2 separate regions of the Homo sapiens genome follow, and region 1 is linked to region 2. A link is an interaction called in ENCODE POLR2A ChIA-PET data of the cell type or tissue named here. Cell type or tissue: B cell. All regions are shown on one strand. Each heading gives the region's core, and the rest is flanking DNA. Links, peaks and the distances in the headings are about the cores only. Region 1 overlaps NT5M (5',3'-nucleotidase, mitochondrial). Region 2 overlaps RAI1 (retinoic acid induced 1).

Evidence for each region. ChIA-PET counts read pairs that join two places held together with the same protein. Peaks named below come from ENCODE experiments on the same cell type or tissue, not always from the same donor. Only the 100,000 strongest peaks of a DNase experiment are listed, where the experiment ranks them.
Region 1: POLR2A ChIA-PET joins it to region 2 with 10 read pairs; 3 of 35 experiments call an interaction of 5 or more read pairs at or near these places.

The regions. Positions count from the first base shown.
Region 1 is chr17:17,313,769-17,319,137 of GRCh38, forward strand. All of the region lies in intron 2 of NT5M (5',3'-nucleotidase, mitochondrial), which reads left to right. Among named protein-coding and RNA genes, the nearest start is that of NT5M, 13 kb to the left of the region's middle. In B cell, for the core only: no CTCF peak of the experiment used is centred there; no DNase peak of the experiment used is centred there.
Region 2 is chr17:17,698,400-17,703,768 of GRCh38, forward strand. The region is part of intron 1 of RAI1 (retinoic acid induced 1); the gene reads left to right. LOC124903943 (a long non-coding RNA gene) reads right to left here. Exons shown (of 2, transcript XR_007065650.1): 2 at 1-5,369. Among named protein-coding and RNA genes, the nearest start is that of RAI1, 20 kb to the left of the region's middle. RefSeq lists enhancers at 330-848, 849-1,366, 1,846-2,357. In B cell, for the core only: no CTCF peak of the experiment used is centred there; DNase peaks (open chromatin) are centred at 2,136 and 2,320; H3K4me3 peaks cover 742 bases.

The DNA of each region.
Region 1 (5,369 bases), core at 322-5,321, 380 kb before region 2:
AGGCCACGCCATTGTGCTGCCATCTTGAGGAATGAAAAGGAACCTGCCAGGTAGTGAAGGGCAAGGGGACTCCAGGTAGGAGGGGAACAGTTGAGCAGACGCCCAGGGGACTCTCCTGAGATGGCCTTTGTGGCACGTCCTGCCCTGTTCCAGCAGCTCTGCGCGTGAGATAGGGCTTCCCTGGGCAGAGCCTCAGGTTCTGAGGAGCTTGGTTTGGAATATCTTCAGGGGTGACCATTCTTTTTATTGTTCGGGAATATATGAATATATTCTTTTTTTTTTTGAGATGGAGTCTTGCTCTGTCGTCCAGGCTGGAGTGCAGTGGTGCGATCTCGGCTCACTACAACCTCCGCCTCCCGGGTTCAAGTGATTCTCCTGCCTCAGCCTCTGGAGTACCTGGGATTACGGGCGCCCGCCACCACGCCCGGCTAATTTTTTGTATTTTTAGTAAAGACGGGGTTTCACCACGTTGGTCAGGCTGGTGTTTAACTCCTGACCTCAGGTGGTCCACCCACCTCGGCTTCCCAAAGTGCTAGGATTACAGGCGTGAGCCATCGTGCCCGGCCGAATATATTCTTATAAAAGACTCCAATAGCATGAGCGTGTGTGAAAATGTGTCAGTTGACCTCTCTCCCTGCATATACCCACCTTGGCCCACTCTTCTTGCTCTAGTTAAGAATTTGGTGTGTATGCTTCCAGACCTTTTGAAGTGCACCCCCCTACATATTTAAATATAGATTTACAAATTGATATGCTCCACCCAGCAGTCAGAGTGATATTTTTTAAACCAAATTCAGATGATGTTAGCCCCACTGAAAGCCCTCTGCTGGCTTCATCTTGTGGTAAAATCCCGCTGTCCCTTGGCCAGGCTGGGAAGGCTGTCTGCCATCTGACCCTGCCTTCCTTTCCAACCTCTGTCTTCCTCTGCTCCTGTCACGCTGGCTTCTTTCCTGCCCCTTGGATGTGCCACACGTGTTTCTGGTCTTAGGACCTTTGTTCTTGTTGCATCTTCCTGGAATGTTTCTGCCCTAGTTCTTTACACAGCTAGATTGTTTTTCTCTTTCAAACTGAGAACCGTGCATGTTGCCTCCTCACAGAGGCCTTCCCTGACCACTGCAGCTGAGGTCTCTGCCCTCCCCTCCTGGTCGTTCTGTCCCATGACCCTGAGTGTGTACTCTAAGCTGAAATTGCATGTCTGTGTCTGTCCCTTCCTCTTTTGAGTGTCAGCTCCCTGAGGTCAGGGATTGTCTTGGTTCTGGCTCTATTCTTAGTTCCCAGAATGATGCCTGGCACATCACACACTCAAAATATTTGCCAAATGAATAACTTCATGTGCATAATCCCACAGTAATTGTTGATTTAAAAAAAAATTTTTTTTTAACAATTTTGGAGGAAACCACTCATTTAGAAGGATAAGAACTTAAACCTGATTTTAACATGGTGCTCACTGTCGTGAAGCCTAGAGTAAGAGGCAGTTTATTCATGGGTTCATTAAACAGATACATTTTACGACTTAATATGCACCCAGTACTGTGCTAGCACTGGGGATATATATGTAAATAACACACCTAAGGTCTCCAGTTTCAGGGCAGGTCTCACAGCAGGGAAGATGACAACATATAAACTAAAATGATTTCCAACTGTGATAAGCTTAGTGAAGGAACTAAACAAGGGGCTGTGCTGCAGAGGAAACAGGGAAGGGGCTGCTTTGGGTAGAATGGGAAGCTGGCTCTAGGGAGCTGAGAATTGACATCAGACCTGAAGAGTAAGAATGAATGGGCCAGTGAAGAGTCGGGACAGGCCTTGCAGGCCAGGAGAGGAGCAGGTGCCAATGCCTGAGCCGGGCCAGGCCTTTGTTTGTCTGAGTAACATAAAGGAACTGGACAGCTGGCACTGGAACTTAGGAAGCATGTTGGGGGTGGCAGGGGTGGGTGGAGGGTGAAGTTGAAGAGAGATTGATGTGATCTAACTTAGGGTTTTTTTGTTTTTTTTTTTTTTTTTTTTTTGAGACAGCCTCGCTCCATCACCCAGGCTAGAGTGCAGCGGTGTGATCCCAGCTCACTGCAAGCTCCGCCTCCCGGGTTCATGCTGTTCTGCCTCAGCCTCCCAAGTAGCTGGGACTACAGGCATCTGCCACCACGCCCGGCTAATTTTTTTTTGTATTTTTTAGTAGAGATGGCGTTTCACTGTGTTAGCCAGAATGGTCTCGATCTCCTGACCTTGTGATCAGCCCGCCTTGGCCTCCCAAAGTGCTGGGATTACAGGCATGAGCCACCATGCCCGGCCTTTTTTTTTTTTTTAAATGAGACAGAATCTCACTCTGTCCCCCAGGCTGTAGTGTAGTGGTGCCATCTTGGCTCCCTACTACAACCTGTATCTCCCGGGTAAAAGCAATTATCCTGTTTCAGCCTCCCAAGTAGCTGGGACTACAGGTGTTCGCCAACATGCCTGGCTAATTTCTGTGTTTTTAGTGAAGACAGGTTTTCACCATGTTGGCCAGGCTGGTCTTAACCTCTTAACCGCTTGACTTCCTGACACCTTGGCCTCCCAAAGTGCTGGAATTACATGCGTGAGCCACCGTGCCCAGCTGTAACTTAGGTTTTTATTTATTTATTTATTTATTCGAGACAGAGTTTCACTCTTGTCATCCAGGCTGGAGTGCAATGGCATGATCTTGGCTCGCTGCAACCTTTGCCTCCCGGGTTCAAGTGATTCTCCTGCCTCAGCCTCCTGAGTAGCTGGGATTACAGGCGCCCGCCACCACACCTGGCTAATTTTTGTATTTTTATTAGAGATGGGGTTTCACCATGTTGGCCAGGCTGGTCTGGAACTCCTAACCTTGGGTGATCAGCTCTCCTCGGCCTCCCGAAGTGCTGGGATTACAGAAGTGAGCCACCGTGCCCAGCCATAACTTAGGGTTTTGTTTTTTGTTTTGTTTTGTTTTGTTTTGTTTTTGTTTTTTTTTGAGATGGAGTCTCGCTCTGTTGCCCAGGCTGGAATGCAGTGGCGCAATCTCAGCTCACTGCAACCTCTGCCTCCCGGGTTAAGCGATTCTCCTGCCTCAGCCTCCAGAGTAGCTGGGACTATAGGCACATGCTACCACGCCTGGCTAATTTTTTGTATTTTTAGTAGAGACAGCATTTCACCCTGTTAGCCTGGATGGTCTCGATCTCCTGACCTCATGATCCACCCGCCTCGGCCTCCCAAAGTGCTGGGATTACAGGCATGAGCCACCGTGCCTGGCCATAACTTAGGTTTTTTGTTTTTTGTTTTTGTTTTTGTTTTTGTTTTTTTTTTTTGAGACAGAGTCTCGCTCTGTCGCCCAGGCTGGAGTGCTGTGGCATGATCTCGGCTCACTGCAAGCTCTGCCTCCTGGGTTCATGCCATTCTCCTGCCTCAGCCTCCCGAGTAGCTGAGACTACAGGTGCCTGCCACCATGCCCCGCTAATTTTTTGTATTTTTAGTAGAGACAGGGTTTCACCGTATTAGCCAGGTTAGTCTCGATCTCCTGACCTGGTGATCTGCCCACCTCGGCCTCCCAAAGTGCTGGGATTACAGGCGTGAGCCACTGCTCCCGGCCAATTTAGGTTTTTAAAATGTGGATTTGGGGCAATGAATTTGGATAGACATTTTTCCAATGAAGATATACAGATGGCCAGTAACTACCTGAAAACATCATCAGTCATTAGGGAAATGCAAGTCAAAACCACAAGGAGGAGCTGGGTGAGTGGCGCTCACCTGTGCTCCCAGCTACTCAGAAGGCTGAGAAGGGCAACAGAAGGCCGGAAGGCCAGCCTGGGCAACATAGAGTGAGACAGTCTCTAAAAAAACCACAATTCACATTGTGGGTGTGAATATAAAACAGTGCAGCCAGTGTGGAAAAACACCTTGAAAAACATTTCCTCCAAATGTTAGGCCGGGCATGGTGGCTCACGCCTGTTATCCCAGCACTTTGGAAGGCCATGGAGGGCGAATCACCTGAGGTCAAGAGTTTGAGACCAGCCTGGCCAACATGATGAAATCCTGTCTACTAAAAATACAAAAATTAGCTAGGCATGGTGGCAGGCACCTGTAATCCCAGCTCTTGGGAGACTGAGGCAGGAGAATCGCTTGAACCCAGGAGGTGGAGGTTGCAGTGAGCTGAGATCATGCCACTGGACTCCAGCCTAGGTGACAGAGTGAGACTCCATGATCAAAAAAAAAAAAAAAAAAAAAGTTAGACATAGACTCACTGTATGAGCCAGCAATTCAACTCATAGGTGTATATCCACGGAATTGAAAACAGGTATTCAAACAAATACTAGTACCCGAATGTCCCAGCAACACTATTCACAGCAACCCCAAGTATCCACTAAGTGATGGATGGATATTTAAAATGTGACGTAGCCACACAATGGAATATGTTTCAGCTATAAAAAGGAATGACTGCCGGGCATGGTGGCTCATGCCTGTAATCCCAGCACTTTGGGAGGCTGAGGGGGACAGATTGCCTGAGCTCAGGAGTTTGAAACCAGCCAGTGCCACACGGCGAAACCCCGTCTCTACTAAAAATACAAAAAGAATTAGCCAGGCTTGGTGGCAGGCACCTGTAATCCCAGCTACTTGGGAGGCTGACCCAGGAGAATCACTTGAACTGGGGAAACGGGAGGTTGCAGTGAGTCTAGATCGTGCCACTGAACTCCAGCCTGGGTAACAAAGCGAGACTCTGTCTCAAAAAAAAAAAAAAAAAAAAAAAGTCTGGGCGCAGTGGCTCAAGTGTGTAATCCCAGCACTTTGGGAGGCTGAGGCGGGCGGATCATCTGAGGTCCGGAGTTTGAGACCAGCCTTACCAACATGGAGAAACTCTGTCTCTACTAAAAATACAAAATTAGCTGGACGTGGTGGCACATACCTGTAATCCCAGCTCCTCGGAAGGCTGAGGCAGGAGAATCCCTTGAACCTGGGGAGCGGAGGTTGCAGTGAGCCGAGATCACGCCATTGCACTCCAGCCTGGGCAACAAGAGCAGAACTCCGTCTCAAAAAAAAAAAAAAAAAAAAAAAAGGAATGACCTACCCATTCATGTGGCAACATGAATGAACCTTGAAAACATGATACTGAGTGAAAGAAGCCAGACACAGAAGGCCACGTATTGTAGGATTCTATTTATGTGAAATATTATGGGGCGGGCGTGGTGGCTCACCCCTGTAATCCCAGTGCTTTGGGAGGCCGAGGCACGTGGATCACCAGAGGTCAGGAGTTCGAGACCAGCCTGGGCAACATGGTGAAACCCCACCTCTACTAAAAATACAAAAATTAGCTGAGCGTGTTGGTGGGTGCCTGTAATCCCAGCTGCTTGCGGGGAGGCTGAGGTAGAAGAATTGCTTGAACC
Region 2 (5,369 bases), core at 231-5,230:
TCTCTGTCCCCCATCTAGGCCCAGCCCTGGCCCAGTAGTCAGGAAAGCGGCAGACAACCCTGTAACAGCCCTCGGTCTCCCCCTCCCCCCACACCCCTTTATATTGAATGTGTCTGTCACTACTTTCCTAATGAGGCTGCTGAGGGCCCCCCTGGGGCAGATACCTTTGCAGACCGGAGGTGAGGGGGTGGGCCAGCCTCAGGGTCAGGACAGGAAGGGGAGCTGAGCCCTTCCCCTGCCTGCACCCCCAGGCCAGCTCAGCTGTGGAGGCATTGAGGCCCCTCTCAGCCCCTGAGCCAGCTGTGAGTGGGCATGAGAGCTTGGGGAGGTAGGAAAGCTCACCCCAGGCACTGAGTTTTCTTTGGCGCTGTGACTCTGTAGTAATAATACTTCCACCTGGTCGATATCTATGTTTGGAGGCCTACTGTGTGCCAGGCACTGAGATCAGCCATGATCTGGATGGACACACAAAATCCCTGCCCTTGAGGGAGGTGTGGCCAAAGGAAGAAAGACATTAATCAAAGAATCAAGTGATCTGAGTCGTGCATTCATGCATGGGAATGCCGGCTGATCACAAGCCAAGACAGAGGCCAGGCAGAGCTTCTCTGATGGAGACAGGGAGTCCTGTGCTTAGACTGGGGGCTGATCCAGGCACTGGGTAAAGGCTCAGCCGGGATTGAAGGAATCAGGAGACCCAGATTCTTGCTGTGTGGCCTCAGGCAACTGCCCACCTTCTCTGGGCTCCTAGAGGCTGGTGGCTTCCTTCTGGCTCCCGTCACCTCTGAGTGGAACTCAGGCAGTATATGTCTCCTCTTCAGTGCTTTTTGCGCTCCCTGCCAGGGCCCTCAAGACATCTGTCGGCAACATCCTTGACTTTGGAATGCTGGAGGCACTGCCCCAGGGGACGCCTGGAGCCAAGCACAGCACCGCTGCCTCAGGCCCCACCTGCCAGTTCCTCTGGGCCCTTTTGCTCTCACAGAGCCACCTGGATCGAAGAAAGCCTGGAAAACATTAAATTGAAGAATTAGTCCCCTATTTTGCCCCAAAATTGCAGAGAAAAGCATTTATTCATGCATTCACTCATTCATTTGCTTGACTAGTGTTTCCTGAACACCTAGTAATTGCTGGGCACACTGCACTCCATGTTGGACTGAGATGGCAAAGTGGTGGTCCTCCTGCCACGTCCTGACCACAGACCTGTTTTGAAAGCCCATCCATTGTCGGGGGGCCGGGGGGGGGGGAATCAAATGAATTGCCAGTGAGTAATCGTTGAGTGACTTCATTTCCAATTTCCAGTTTACATTTCTTCTGGATTATTCTACCCTGCTTCCCCCGGCCACAGTTGGTGGAGATGGCTACTGTCTGCCGGGTAGGATGGCCCACCCAGCCCACCAGCTGGTCACGGTCCCATCCCCCACCACTCCACCCCACCCTGTGCCTCTCCTGGTCATGTCACACATGATAGTGTGGCTTCCTAGTTATGAGCCCAGCCTCAGGAGCCAGACTGTCGAGGTTCAAAGCTCACTGTGGCTTGTGGGACCTTGGGTGTCCCCCTCCAAGCCTCAGATTCCTCTTGTGTAAAATGGGATCACAAGAGCAAGTATCCACTACTCCTGGGGCTCTTGGGGAGATTAAGTGAGAAAATTTATGCTAAATCCTTAAAACTCACATAAGCCTTGGCTGCTATCGTTGTTGAATAAATGAACCACTTGCAGGCTGAGACCGGGGCTGTGTGTCACATGGCACCTCTAGGCCTCAGTTTCCTCAGCTGCTTCTTTGGGAAAGCACATCTGCTCTCTAGGTTGGGCCTCCTCCCTCGTCCTTCAAAGACCTATTCTTGGGGCCTGGGCCCTGTGAAACCTCTGGCTCTCGGACGCAGCCTGGAACCCCTGAGACGAGGTCAAGCTCCGCGGCCCGCCTCCTGTCGCCCGGCCCCAGGCGGGACTGCCTTGGCAGGACTCGGGCCGCGAGCTGGAGGCGCGGCTCCCGGCTCGGGGCTCCAGCGGCCGCGCCCCGCCGCCCCTCGGCGTTCGCGCGCAGCCCCTGCGGGGGTGGCCGCCATCAAAGCGTCTTCTCGTTCTTATGCTAATGAGCCCCATTAAAGCTTAATGGCTGCGAACGCGCGGGTTTAATTGCACCTGCCCGGGCCTGAGGCGCGGCCGGCCGCGGAAGCAGCTGCGCGCCGGCCGGGACGGCCTTAATTACCTGGAAAACGACGCCCGGCGGGGAGGGGAGGGGATGGGAGAGAAGAGGAGAGCAGCGGGGCCTCCGCGAGGCCGGGCCTCGTCCGCCGAGGCCGCAGTCCGGCCCCTCTCGTCCTCGGGGCGCGGCGCGTTCGTTTCATTAATTTATCGCCCTGCCTCGGCGGAGATCCGCTCGCCCGCTCCCCGGCGTTCAACCGCGCCGGCTTCGTGCTCCCCCGCGCCGTCCCCCGGCCATCTTGGGCTTGGCATTCAAGGCCCTTCGGGACCGCTGCTGCCACTGACCCAGTGCCACCCTGCTCTGCACGAACAATAATAATGGTGGTTGCACATTACGTGCCAGGCGCTCTTGAGGGTTGAATGTGACCTCGCAGAGACCCCAGATGCCTCATCTCGGCCTTACTCCCCTCGTCTTTAGAAGCTGGTACCTCTGCCTGCAACAAAGACCCCTCTCCCTCCTCGCTCATCCTCCCTGAAACCCACCCCTGCGCCTCCAACAAGATGAGCCCCTGTCCTCCTGGGATGGGATTGGGGATGGGTCTGGGCCCTTTGTTGAGGGGTGGGCTAGCCCATGGTGAAGGTTGTCTGGGTGTGTCCTCCCTCTGGACTGACATTTCACTGAGGCCAGTCTGCCTGACTGCCCTATCTCTGCATGCCCCTGCCATCTCCCTGGGGATGGCCCTGGGGTTGTGGGGGCTGCACTGCTGCCCTGAGCCTTCTGCCTAGGCAGGGGGCTGTGAGACTGATGGGAACCTCAGGGAAACCTTGAGACCTAATGGTATTCTCTGTGGGACTTCCCTGTGCTCCTCCCCACCCCATCAAGTGATCCTGGGATAGGCGCCTGCCCCTCCTCTCTCCCTCATTCCCTTCTCTCACTCTTCTCTTTTTGCAGAGGGAAGGAAAACGGAAGAGGGAATAGACAGACCGCTCATGCAGTTTTTAGATGGTCCCCTTTCCCTCCCCTCTCTCTTCCATGTCCCCTTGTACCCAGCCCCTCTTTTTTCTTTCTTTGAAGACCGCATCTTGCTTTGTTGCCCAGGCTGGAGTGCAGTGGTGCGATCATGGCTCACTGTAGCCCTCAACCCGTGGGCTCAAACAACCCTCCCACCTCAGCCTCCCAAGTAGCTGAGACTACAAGGTGTGCACCACCATGCCTGGTTGCCCCTCCTTTCTGCCCCTTCCAGTCCCATCCCTCCTCCCTTTGTGCGTCTCAGAGACCAAAGCCTGAAGCATTGCACAGTGCCCACTGGGAGGCCACCCAGCCCTGGTCCTGCCTGTGTCAGGCAATGCTGAGAGCACAGAGGGGAGTCAGACTTGGGCTCTGCCCTCCAAGGACTCCAGTCGGGGAGGCAGCGCTCGAAAGGAATACTTGTCCTCTAATGGAAAAAGGACCAATTTAAAGGAAGCAGAGAACAGTCTTTGAGCTCAAACTGGGAAGGCTGGGAGAGGCTTCTAAGCTCAGCCTGGAAGGAAGGATAAGTGTGAGCTAATTGGCAGGAATAGCATTCCAGGTAGGGAAACAATTGGAGTTCAGCCCTGGCTAGGGCAGAACACTGGCTGACATGAGGGGAGAGGGAGTAAGGGACAACCACAGAAAAACTGAGCTCACTCCAAAGTGTGGAGGCATGAGGCTGGAGAGGTGGGCAGAGGGTCCTCTGTTGCCTAGCAACCTTCACTGCCTCCCTATTGCCAAGAGGACCAAATTCAGACCCTTCAGTTGGCACAAAAGCTTGTACCACCCACCTCATCCCAGGATGCAGCCTATTATCTTCAGCTGGGTTCCTCACTACCAGGCCAAGCCTCGGATGATGATTGTGAGCCTACTGTATATGGGAAGGGGGGATAAGCAGTGACCCCATCAGGGCTAATAGCAGTGGGGCCTGCTGCCCAACTCCATGCCCCTTCTCCCATTCTTGTCCCCAGATGTCCTTGCAGACAAAATGGAGGTGAATGGGCAGGCTGCCAGGAGCGTCAGGTGGCATCACAGCCGGGTAGACAGTCGTCACTGATTAATGAGGTGGTAGAAACCTAGAGGGAGGTCCCTACTGGCATGCCTCGGGGTTCTGCCCTTGCTCTGGTCAAGGCAAGGAATGAGGCTCACAGGGGTTTAGCACCTCCCTGCCAGGCTATGTGAAACTCTTGGTATCCAGTAGTTTATCACCAGCCATGAGGTGGCTTCTCTTAATATCTCATTTTGCAGATGCAGACACTGAGGCCAGTCGGGGTGAGGAGTGAGCTCAAAGTCACTCATCTCCGAGGTGGCAAAATTAAGCCTCAAACCCAGGGCTGTGTGACTTCAAAGCCTGTGTTTGTAACTGCGGAGCTGTGCGGCATCAGTAATGCATCTGCTGCTGCTGCCAGACGTGAGGAGGTGGGGCCCTGCCTTTCAACTTCATCTCTCTGACAGTGGTTAGCACTGTACTTTACGTGTAGTAAGTGCTCAATAAATGCTTGTGGACTGGATGATTGGGGCAGTAAGCAGTGAGCAGGGCTCAGAAGCAGTGGAGAGGCTCCATCACTCTTCCTCCCAACCTGCACCTCCACCCCCAGGAGTTGGACAGCGGCTGTAAGGGGACTTGGAGACTCAAGGCTTCCAGGCAGGGAGTGGGCTCACAGGAGGCTAGGGAGGATCCAACTTCCTGTCCAGGTCAGGGTCAGGAGGACAGCCGCGCCCCCTACTGCCCCGCTGGGAGGCCAGGCTGACGTAGGAAGGCTGCACTGCAAGTCAGAATCATCAGCAAAACCTGGGGAATAGAGCGTGTGAGGGTTTCCATGCAGGGTGGGGACTGCTTTCTGATCAAGCCCCTAGGCCAAAAACCTTTGGAAGGGACTCTCTGAGGGCAGTGCATTCTTGTAGCGTCGGGAGCAGGAGTTCTCCCATAACCTTTTTGGGGTGGGGACCCACCTGTGGCTCTGGAAAGGTGTTGGCTCCGGCTCTGGGGCTCAGGGGGAGGGGGCCATTGGTGGGCAAAACAAGCATAGTGAAAACTGAGGCTCATAGAGGTTAAGGTCACAGAGCAGAGCTGGGTCTGTTTTCTTTTTGTTTCTGTTTTAGTTGCAACAGGGGCTTGCTCTGTTTGCCGAGGCTGGAGTGCAGTGGTATGATCATAAATCACTGTAGCCTCGATCTCCTGAGCTCAAACGATCCTTCCGCCTTGGCCTCCCAAA